2 separate regions of the Homo sapiens genome follow, and region 1 is linked to region 2. The links are chromatin loops, found by intact Hi-C in ENCODE. Cell type or tissue: ascending aorta. All regions are shown on one strand.

The links. A loop is a pair of places that touch in the nucleus more often than their neighbours do. Peaks named below come from ENCODE experiments on the same cell type or tissue, not always from the same donor. Only the 100,000 strongest peaks of a DNase experiment are listed, where the experiment ranks them.
Region 1: a loop joins it to region 2, with 2.5 times the contacts of the local background. A loop is called at or near these places in 3 of 110 quality-filtered maps.

What each region holds. Positions count from the first base shown.
Region 1 is chr9:88,194,944-88,199,943 of GRCh38, forward strand. No RefSeq gene overlaps it. Among named protein-coding and RNA genes, the nearest start is that of SPATA31C2, 59 kb to the left of the region's middle. In ascending aorta, no CTCF peak of the experiment used is centred here; a DNase peak (open chromatin) is centred at 2,241; H3K4me3 peaks cover 829 bases; H3K27ac peaks cover 1,627 bases.
Region 2 is chr9:88,531,276-88,536,275 of GRCh38, forward strand. It overlaps NXNL2 (nucleoredoxin like 2), which reads left to right and starts at 3,903. Exons shown (of 2, transcript NM_001161625.2): 1 at 3,903-4,461. The coding sequence starts at 4,160. It overlaps LOC105376134 (a long non-coding RNA gene), which reads right to left and starts at 3,265. Exons shown (of 2, transcript XR_007061653.1): 1 at 2,739-3,265. RefSeq lists enhancers at 3,689-4,523, 4,524-5,000. In ascending aorta, CTCF peaks have their summits at 2,873 and 3,125; DNase peaks (open chromatin) are centred at 1,236, 2,826, 3,696 and 4,814; H3K4me3 peaks cover 2,655 bases; H3K27ac peaks cover 2,689 bases.

The DNA.
Region 1 (5,000 bases), 340 kb before region 2:
CTGAGGTCAGGAGTTCCGGACCAGACTAGCCAACATGGTGAAATGCCGTCTCTACTGAAAACACAAAAATTAGCTGGGTGTGGTGGTGTGTGCCTGTAATCCCAGCTACTCAGGAGGCTGAGGCAGGAGAATTGCTTGAACCCAGGAGGCGGAGGTTGCAGTGAGCCAAGATCTCGCTATTGCACTCCAGCCTGGGCAACAAGAGCAAAACTCCATCTCAAAAAAAATAAAATAAAAATAAAAACTGAAAGAAATCGCCAGATGGTTGACACTTTTCTACCATCTTGTGGTTACAGAAAGAATGGAGGCTCAGAGCACGGCCAACGTAAATTATGGCAGTAAGAGATTATGGAGGGAGAGAAGAGGCCTGTCTCACAAAGGGGAGTCCTGTTATGTAGATGATGAAACCTCACAGGTTGCAGCTCTCGGAGAGAATACATGGTAAGAGTTTCCTTCAGACCTTTAAAGATGTTGGATTCTCAGTTAATCTTTTTTAGATCTGGATAAGAGAGGGCCTCAGAGGAGGCCTGGCTGCACCGTGCAGATTCTGCACAGATGCAAAGTTTCCCAGGAAAGACAGTTTTTCAGGGCTACTTCTGTTTGCAAGCCCTCTGAACAGCCATCTCAAAATACGTCAAAGAAGGATACTTTGGAGCGAAATATTTTGGTTTCCTTCACGATCCTCACTGGAACCCATGATAGCCCACATCCTGGCCCTGAAGTTTTAGGGTGTTAGGTAATGTATATAAACAAAATAAGCCAAAGGACACCTAAAAAACAAGCAGGCAATTTCTCAGCAACTTTATTACTTTTATAACGGGTTAATAATTCTATGGAGAGCCCTGGAATTTACTACAACTTTCTGCCTTTGTTTCTTATAGAAGCAAAGGGAGTTACCAGTAAGGTAGTAATAAATTCCAAGAATCACTTAAAGATTGCTTTTATCCATGAGAAACATACCTCAATAACATGTGGGGGCCAAGGCAGGGCTTTCCCTTTGACCCTCTCTGAAGTTTCACTGAAAAATCAACTTGCAAAAGGCAGATTAATAGGAGAAAAGCCATACAAATTCATTTAACATGTATACATCGGGGGCCTTCTGAATGAAGACCCAACTTCCCAGTGAGGTACAGAAGCTTATATACCATTCTGAGGTTAGGAGACAGGAATAACAAGGGTGGTTGCAGGAGAATAGAAAATTCCAGGCAGTGGTTTCACATGGCTAGCAAAAGGAAACTGTAGAAATAGCTGCAGAAACTATGGGCTGATAAGACCCTAAAAGCCAGGGTGCGGACTAAGCTGGGTGAGACTAACCGGACTCAATGTGGCACTGGATTTGACCTAGGTTTCACCTAGAACCTCATTATACGCTCATTAGCATACAAATCACACACCCACCAGCACCATGACAGTTCCAGGAACATCCATATTTGGTGTGAAAATGAGTAGCACTAGAGTTCCAGAACATCTCCACCTTTTTCCAGGAATCTTCATGAATATTCCATCCCTTAGTTAAAGAAACCCACAAAGGCAGCCCCTCCAAACCCCTTTGCATGTGACTGTCTCTTGAGTACACCTGCACTCCCCTTTCTTGAGTGTGTACTTTTCACTTTGCAATACATTTCCGTACTTGGACTATTTTCTGACTCAGCCTTGAATTTATTCTCACTGGGGTGGAGGTCCCACTAGCAACTGGGGACTTCCCGCAGCCCACTGATGTCAGTTACAGAAAGAATGGGAGCTTGGATCCTGGTAAAACAGGTTATGGGAGTGGAGAGAAGAATTCCATTGAGGGGCAATAAATGATTACTAGAATGAATGACTGTATGGGAAACAGAAATTAACTTGTAAATAGTTCTCTTTGGAATTTAAATGATCCCTGGAGCAAGTTATTATCTTCTTTTCTGTAATGGATAAGGAGATAACAGGGAAGACAGCAAGAATAATTGTTCTCCTTGGTGAGTCTGTCCTACCTGTATGTATAGATAGGAGAAAACCAGTGCTTATTGATCTCTAAGGGTTTTTAATTTAAAATACTCATTATACCAGGGACCTGTATTTTGGAGTGAAATACTTTGAAACAACCAAAGGCAGAGAGATAGTCCCAAATTATCGATGAGAAGATTAAGTAAAGTGGGCAGAAGAGAAAAAGATTATATGTCTATAATACTGCTACCCTTCCATTACTTCTCACATCGGGCAGAATTAAGATATTTCCCAAGACTGAGACACTCATGGAAGGCAGCCAGCCGTCACCACAAATCTTCATAAGCTCACTGCAGCTTTCCTGCTGCTACACACAGGCACATTCTCTCCCCCTCTTCTTTTTTTTCCTTCCTTCCTTCCTTCCTTCCTCCCTCCCTCCCTCCCTACCTCTCTTCCTCCCTTCCTTCCTTCCTTTCTTCTTTCCTTCCTTTGCTGAGTCAAACTCAATTGTGTGTTACTTCTACAAACATTTTGTTATAAATATTTTCAAACATACACAAAAATAAAGGAAGTATAAAATGAATCTTCACGTATTTATTACCCAGTTTCAAGTATAAACATTTTGCCAATCTTGTTTTATCTACTCTCCACCCCTTCCTCTCCTCACCACTCAATGTTTCTCTGGATCATTTTAAGGCAAATTCCAGGTTTTCAGTCTTAAATGTATCACGTCTGTCTAAAAATAAGCACTTAAAAAAAACCTAATCACAGCACATTATCATACTTTCCCAAATTAATATTTCTTGATTTCATCTAATACCCAGTTTGTTTTAAAATTTTCTCAAAAATAACTTTATGCAGTTGGTGTGTTCAAATAGGCTCTATGCAAAGTCTACATCGTGCATTTGATAAATCTCTTAAGCTCTTTCAATATGTGATACTTCCCCTTCTTCTTTCTGGCTTTCAGGCCATATGTTTGGTCTGCTCAATTTTCCACAGTCTGGATCTTGATGAATTGCATTCTTATGGTGTAACTAACACATTCTTTTGCTTCTTGTATTTCCTGTAAGCTGATGTTTACATTTAGAGGCTTGTTTAGACGCAGGTTTGAATTTTTTTAGCATGAAAGTTCCAGTTGCACTGCAGAATGTCTGGTGATCCCAGGTTTAGCACTTTTGAGGTTGATCAGTTAAAAAGTAGCTGTTTGGGAGGCAAAGGGCACATGTTAGTCGCCTTTGCATGCCCATTGTCAAGCACAGCATTGTGCCTAGAGCAATCCCTGGCAATGTTTACTGAGTTGAAGCAGTTGATGAAACCCAGATTTGTGAGACTTCAGATACAAATCTTCTATTCTCAGCTGAGATGCCTAAACTTTATTAATTCACATCTGTATGTTGTAAAAGTTCTATTTTATTTTACGACCTTAGCCAGTTTTGACCAGTTCACCTTGGCTGCGGTTGTTTCTGTTTCATCTTTTTCTCATAAATAGTGTCAACCTTAAATAATGAGATTCAGAAAATATGACTAAGGATAGAGTTTATTCGAGTGCAAAGCTTGAGGATAGCCACTCATGAAGCGTCAGCTCCAAATGAATATGGTCAGCATTCCCAAGTGGAGAAGTTAAGGTTTCACTTTTACAGACAGAGACAAAGACATTTTCAGAGGATTACAACATTTTCTATAGGAGACCAGTGCATACATTAAAGCAATTTGATTGGTCACAGATTGCTACGTGCCAAGGAAGATTACTTTATTACTCAATGAGGAGGGATGGTGATCTGAGGAGGTCTTCTCTCTCGTGCTGTTTGGTCTTCTTAATTATTCACAGGGGGAAAAAAAGGCGGAAGTTGCCGCTGCACGTGACTCAGGCTGCATAGCCACATTTGTCTCAAGGCTCAGAATAACTTAAAGTTCCAACAACTTGAAGTTTGAATTATTTAATTTCACAATAGAAATTAAAACAAAGATTTTAACGTTTCTTAATAAGAAGAAGCCATCTTCATGCGAATTGTGAAATTTTTAAATTAAATATATTTTTAAAGTTAGTAATTTACTCAAGCGTTGTTTAGACATTGTTTTAGAAACTGGTATCTTGAGTGTCTATGCTTGTCATCTTTCATGATGAATGGTCCCTGTTTATTTGCAAAACTTGCCAATCTGCCAAAGCTTTATTTGCTGGGAAGTTAGCATGTCTGGGAAAGTAACACTTTCTTTTTGCTTTAGTAACGTATAAATATTTTTAAAAAAGGATATACATATTTTTAGGAAAATATTCTTAGCAAACCCAAGATTGAGATCTATGAGTTCATTTTTCCCCTATTTTTCTACACCTTTAAAAAAATTCCCCTTTGGAGATTGAAACAGGAGAAAGGGTAGGGCCCAATATCACACAGGGACAAGAGTTGAGCCTGGGAGAGTCTTGTATTCAGGACCCAAACTGGGTGCAGGGCTGGCTCATTAGGAGTTGAAATGCCTCTGCACCAGTCACGGGTGGAAATAGGTGCATTCACATGAACATGGTTGCATCAGCTTCATCCACAGGAGCCCTGAACCCGTCATTAACCTGTGATCTGGTTGGAATCTATGTACCCTATGGGTCAATGTGAAATTACTTCTCAGGGAGGCAACCACAGCTGAGGGAGTCCACAAGGTAAAATTTCCACAGAAGATAAACTCACATGTAAGAACTGCAAAAAACATACAAGAATGTCTAGTATTGTGACAATAGTAAACCCAGGTCTGCTGCATACAGACCGTACAATTGTAGGTGTGTAATTCACATTGATCACAATTGCACACTCATACACACACCCCATGCAAAACCTTACGGTAGGAATTCTAAAGTGACCTGATAAAAATATTGAATCCTCAAATTGATAACGTAGAGAATGACATTTGTGGAACAAGAACATTCAAAATTTTTAAATGCCATTATGGCAAGGGAACAGATGAGTATTTTTAAAAAATCAGATCTCTGGCCTGGAGTGGTGGCTCACGGGGCCAAGGTGGGTGGATAACTTGAGGTCAGGAGTTCAAGACAGACCAGGCTGGCCAACATGGTGAAACCCCATCTC
Region 2 (5,000 bases):
GAAGAACCTGTCTTGGGGAGGTAGGGAGGCAGTGGCAGGTGGGAGCACACATGAGCTAGGGTCCAAACACTCACATATGTGCCACTGTCCAAGACCTCTCATATACCACACAAATTCAAAGATAAATTAAGAATTTTGGCTGGGTGCGGTGGCTCACGCCTGTAATCCCAGCACTTTGGGAGGCTGAGGCGGGCGGATCACGAGGTCAGGAGTTAGGGACCAGCTTGGTCAATATGGTGAAACCCCGTCTCTACTAAAAATAAAAAAATTAGCCAGGCGTGGTGGCGTGCACCTGTAGTCCCAGCTACACGGGAGGCTGAGGCAGAAGAATCACTTGAACCTGGGAGGTGGAGGTTGCAGTGAGCTGAGATCACGCCATTGCACTCCAGCCTGGGCCACAGAGCGAGACTCCATCCAAAAAAAAAAAAAAAATCACCAGGCTGGGCAACAGAGGGAGACCCCATCTCTAAAAAATAATAATAATAATAATAAAAACAATTAGCCTTGCATAGTGGCATGTGGCTATAGTCCTAGCTACTCAGGAGGCTGAGGCGGGAGGATCCCTGGAGCCCAGGAGTTGGAAGCTGCAGTGAGCTATGATCCCACTACTGCACTCCAGCCTGGGTAAGAGAGTGAGATTCAGTTTCTAAACAAAAAACAAAACAACAAAGACTGCAACCGCAGAACACTGAGCCCCAAGTGAGTGCAGGGCCCTGTGCCTCTGAGGGTCTGCATGCCTAGGAAGCCGCCCTGCCCCCGACATCGGCAGCAGGAAGTGCGATCCATTCCTGGATGGAGGTTGGGTGAGTTCCCCAGGGCAGGCAGTATTAATGCGAATGACCGTTAATTTTCTCGGGAGGGTGGCACCGTCAACTAATTAGGAATGCTGTCTACTTTGGCTCATTGTGTGTTCAAGGATAAGATGACAAAACAAAATAGTCTGGATGATTTTGAGAGCTTAGCTGCATTTCATTCCTCTTACCTCTGAGTTTTAACGTAAGTCAGGGGCCTCCTCATGCAAGATTTATACTGCTCACAGTTCCTCTCAATTTTTTCCTCCGATTTGTCTATCCATTTTCCCCAGAGGACAGTGAATCGGGGCTCTTGACAGCCTGCTTCACCTAAGAGCGCCAATCAATCCTCCCGCAGGGTTTCCACTGAGCTTTGGCTGCTAAGTACATTTACGCAACCGAGCCGACGGGCTGTGCCTGCAGGCAACGGCGTCCGCCAATTTCCGTTCATTTAACGGCGAGACTGGGGGAGCCCGGGCCGGCAGGCGGGTCCTCAGGAAGCGCAAATTTCACCTTCCCTGACTCCTCTCACCGCTAGATTAAAACTGCGCCCCTCGGTGGCTCAAGCCTGTAATTCCAGCACTTTGGGAGGCAGAGGTGGGTAGATCACCTGAAGTCAGGAGTTTGAGACCAGCCTGGCTAACATGATGAAACCCCGTCTCTACTAAAAATACAAAAATTAGCTGGGCGTGGTGGCACGCGCCAGTAATCCCAGCTACTCAGGAGGCTGAGGCGGGAGAATTGCTTGAACCCGGGAGGCGGAGGTTGCAGTGAGCCGAGATCACGCCATTGCACTCCAGCCTGGGCAACAAGAGCGAGACTCCATCTCAACCAACCAACCAAACCAAACCAAAATAAAACAAAACAAAAACCTGCGCCCCTCCTCATGGCTCTTCTTTTGGCATAGCACCTGCAAAATATCTTCCTTATTTATTGTTTGTGCCCGTTAGAACATAAGCTCCAGGCAGGCACAGGAGCAGGACTCAGGGGTCGGTGAACGTGACGGGAGTCCAAAGTCAGTGGGGGATCCATCTTGTCTTAGGAGAGCAAAGACCTTCTCTCTGTCCTCCCCAGTTCCATAGCTGGCTCTATGAAATTAACTGCCAACGGGCAGATGAACGGGGGGAACGGGAATACACATTTATTAATCTTTAATATCACCTGCATGGGGGCATTGCAGGAAACTAGGTGAAAACCCCCCAAACCAGTGAGCTTTGAGAGCTTCTAAAATTGGGGAACTGGAAGCTGGTGTAGGCCACTTAGGGGAGAGTAACTGATTTTTAGGAAAGATGCATAAGTCTTTATGAGTTTGTGACAAAGTTTGTCTAGGTGTGGTGTGGACTTCTGCTGTGATAAGAGTCCATCCTCCCGGGAGGGAATTTACGACAATCAGTTTCTTTTGGAGGTTCCGTCTTTAGACAGGTAAGGGGAGAACGTCTCTCTGCATTTGCTATTTTTCAAGTGCCTCTCGCTCAAAATAATCAATATACCAAAGCGGCATATTTTAGGATGGCATATTTTGGTTTCATTCACTGTCTTTAAGTTTTTGATATTTTGTTCATTATAAACTTTTTTTGCATTCATTTTGACTTTTTAAGATATTGTATTAAAACATTATTTACCTTGACTACTGAGTTTTTTTGTCGCGCCCTTAAATTTTGCCCCTATGCGAGTGCCTCGCTCGCTTGCCTCCTTCTAGCCCGGGTCTGGCAGGGAGTTGAAATTATTTTTCTCACTGCTGAATTCCCAGGGCCTACAACAGTGCTCGCCAAAAAATTAATACTCTTGGTTCTTCAAATAAAACATTCTGTAAGGACTGCTCCCAATTTCTTCCTGAACTTCACGAACCCTCCCAGCCAGGCCACAGGATGTCAGGGGCAAACACCCTGAACCAACGGAGCTCAGGTTCCCTACCACCCCGCCCAAGCCCGCTCCAAGCCCAATTACCCTTCCCCTTCCTCGTCGTCCCATCCTCCCTGATGCCTCTTCCAGGGTGCTGGGCCGCGCGGCAAGAGCTCCAAGGCAAGATTCAAATGCCCTGGGGAGACGGCTGCGGGACACCTGCGGCGGGGCCCGGCAGGGAGCGCGAGACTGGAAGAGAGGCCAGGAGGGAAGGAGAGCGACGCGGGGTTTTGGGGGAGGGGCTGCGTGGGGCGCTGAAGGGGAGCGCGAGGAGTGGGAGGAAGTGAAGGAGGAGGAAGAGCACGGTGTGGGGGAAGCGCAGGAGGCAATAGGTGGGGCGGGACGGAGGGCAGGGCGCTGCGTCGGGAGAAAGTGTAGAAGCGCTGGGGAGAGTGCCCACGACGGGAGAGCCCAGGGGCGCGAGGGCGCGGGAGTGTGGGCGGGGCGCAGTGGGGATGGGGGCGGGGGCGCGGGATGTGGTAGGGGGCGTAGTGGGGAGAGAGTGCAGGAGTGTGGGCAGGGCGCAGTGTGGGGAGGGTGCGGGAGTGTGAGCGGGGCGCAGTGGAGGGAGTGCAGGATGTGGGCTGGACAACCAGTGGGAGAGGGCGCGGGAGGTGGGCGGGGCGCAGTCGGGATGGGGGCGGGGGCGCGGGATGTCGGCGGGCCGCAGTGAGGGGGAGGGCGCGGGAGTGTGGGCGGGGCGCAGTGGGGGAGGGAGCGGGAGTGTGCGCGGGGCGCAGTGAGGGGAAACTGTGGAATGTGGGCGAGGCGCAGTTGGAGAAGAGTGCGGGGATGTGGGCGGGGCGCAGTGAGGGGAAACTGTGGAATGTGGGCGAGGCGCAGTTGGAGGAGAGTGCGGGGATGTGGGCGGGGTGCGGTGGGGGAGGGTGCGGAGATGTGGGCGGGGCGCAGTGGGTGGAGAGTGTAGGGATGTGGGCCCAGCGCAGTGGGGGACAGTGTGGGGATGCGGGCGAGGCGCAGTGGGGGCGGGGGCGGGGATGTGGGCGGGGCGCAGTGGGTGGAGAGTGCGGGATGTGGGCGGGGCGCAGTGGGTGGAGAGTGCGGAATGTGGGCGGGGCGCAGTTGGGGAGCTTGCGGGGAATGTGGGCGGGGCGCAGTGGTGGGAGGGCGCAGGAGTGTGGGCGGGGCGCAGTTGGGGGAGGGTGCAGAGACCTGAGGGCTTGAGGTTGCCTGGCTGGCCCCGCTCCCAGAGGCGGGTGCCGCGCTGTCGCCCAGGTATCTGGGGTCTCTGGTGTCTGAGTGTCTCATTGTCGGCGCGAACACAATTGCTCCAGCCACAGGCGAGGCCTGGCCAAGGTGTGGGCGCATCTGGGGCAGGTCTTGAGAGGTCCAGCGCCCGGTGGTGCGGACAGAGGCGGGGCACCGCGGCGCTCGCCGCCGCCTCCCCGCAGGTGATCATCCTCCTGCAGGTGTCCTCGGGTCTCAGGTGGCTGCGTGTCTGCGCCATGGTTGACATTCTGGGCGAGCGGCACCTGGTGACCTGTAAGGGCGCGACGGTGGAGGCCGAGGCGGCGCTGCAGAACAAGGTGGTGGCACTGTACTTCGCGGCGGCCCGGTGCGCGCCGAGCCGCGACTTCACGCCGCTGCTCTGCGACTTCTATACGGCGCTGGTGGCCGAGGCGCGGCGGCCCGCGCCCTTCGAAGTGGTCTTCGTGTCAGCCGACGGCAGCTCCCAGGAGATGCTGGACTTCATGCGCGAGCTGCATGGCGCCTGGCTGGCGCTGCCCTTCCACGACCCCTACCGGCAGTGAGTGGGGGTCCTGGGGGGGCGGGGGCCGCCCGGCACGTCTCCCCCATGTTCCCCCAGGCCTCCCCCTCTGCACTGGGGAGCTCTTTATGACGCCCCCCCCCAACACCTCCCCGTCTCTCGGTTCACGTCCGGACTCCGGTAAATCACACTCAGTCTCAGTTTCAACCTCTCTTGGAGACCAGGGAGGGTGCAGACCAGATTCGAAAACCCAGGGCATCGGCACCCCAAGGGGGCTCGTGGAGCATGGACGCGGGCGCGTTTCTGCCTGGGGTCTGGAGCTCCGGGAATCTGCATTGCGAAGGAGCTCCCAGTGGTGGTGATGCTGTGAGTTCGCGGGCTCGGCTCCGGGAACCGCCGGCCCAATCAGCCCTGGACTCCCGGCGCCGCTGCGTCATCCTCCCAGTTAGTGGGCAGGAAGCACAGGGACATGACCCGGTGTCTGGATGCGGGGATGAGGGATGACCCGCGAGGACATCAGCTCTGTGACAGGCACCCACAGTGCAGGCCGTGGTTGGTTTGCTGGGAGGGAGGGACGG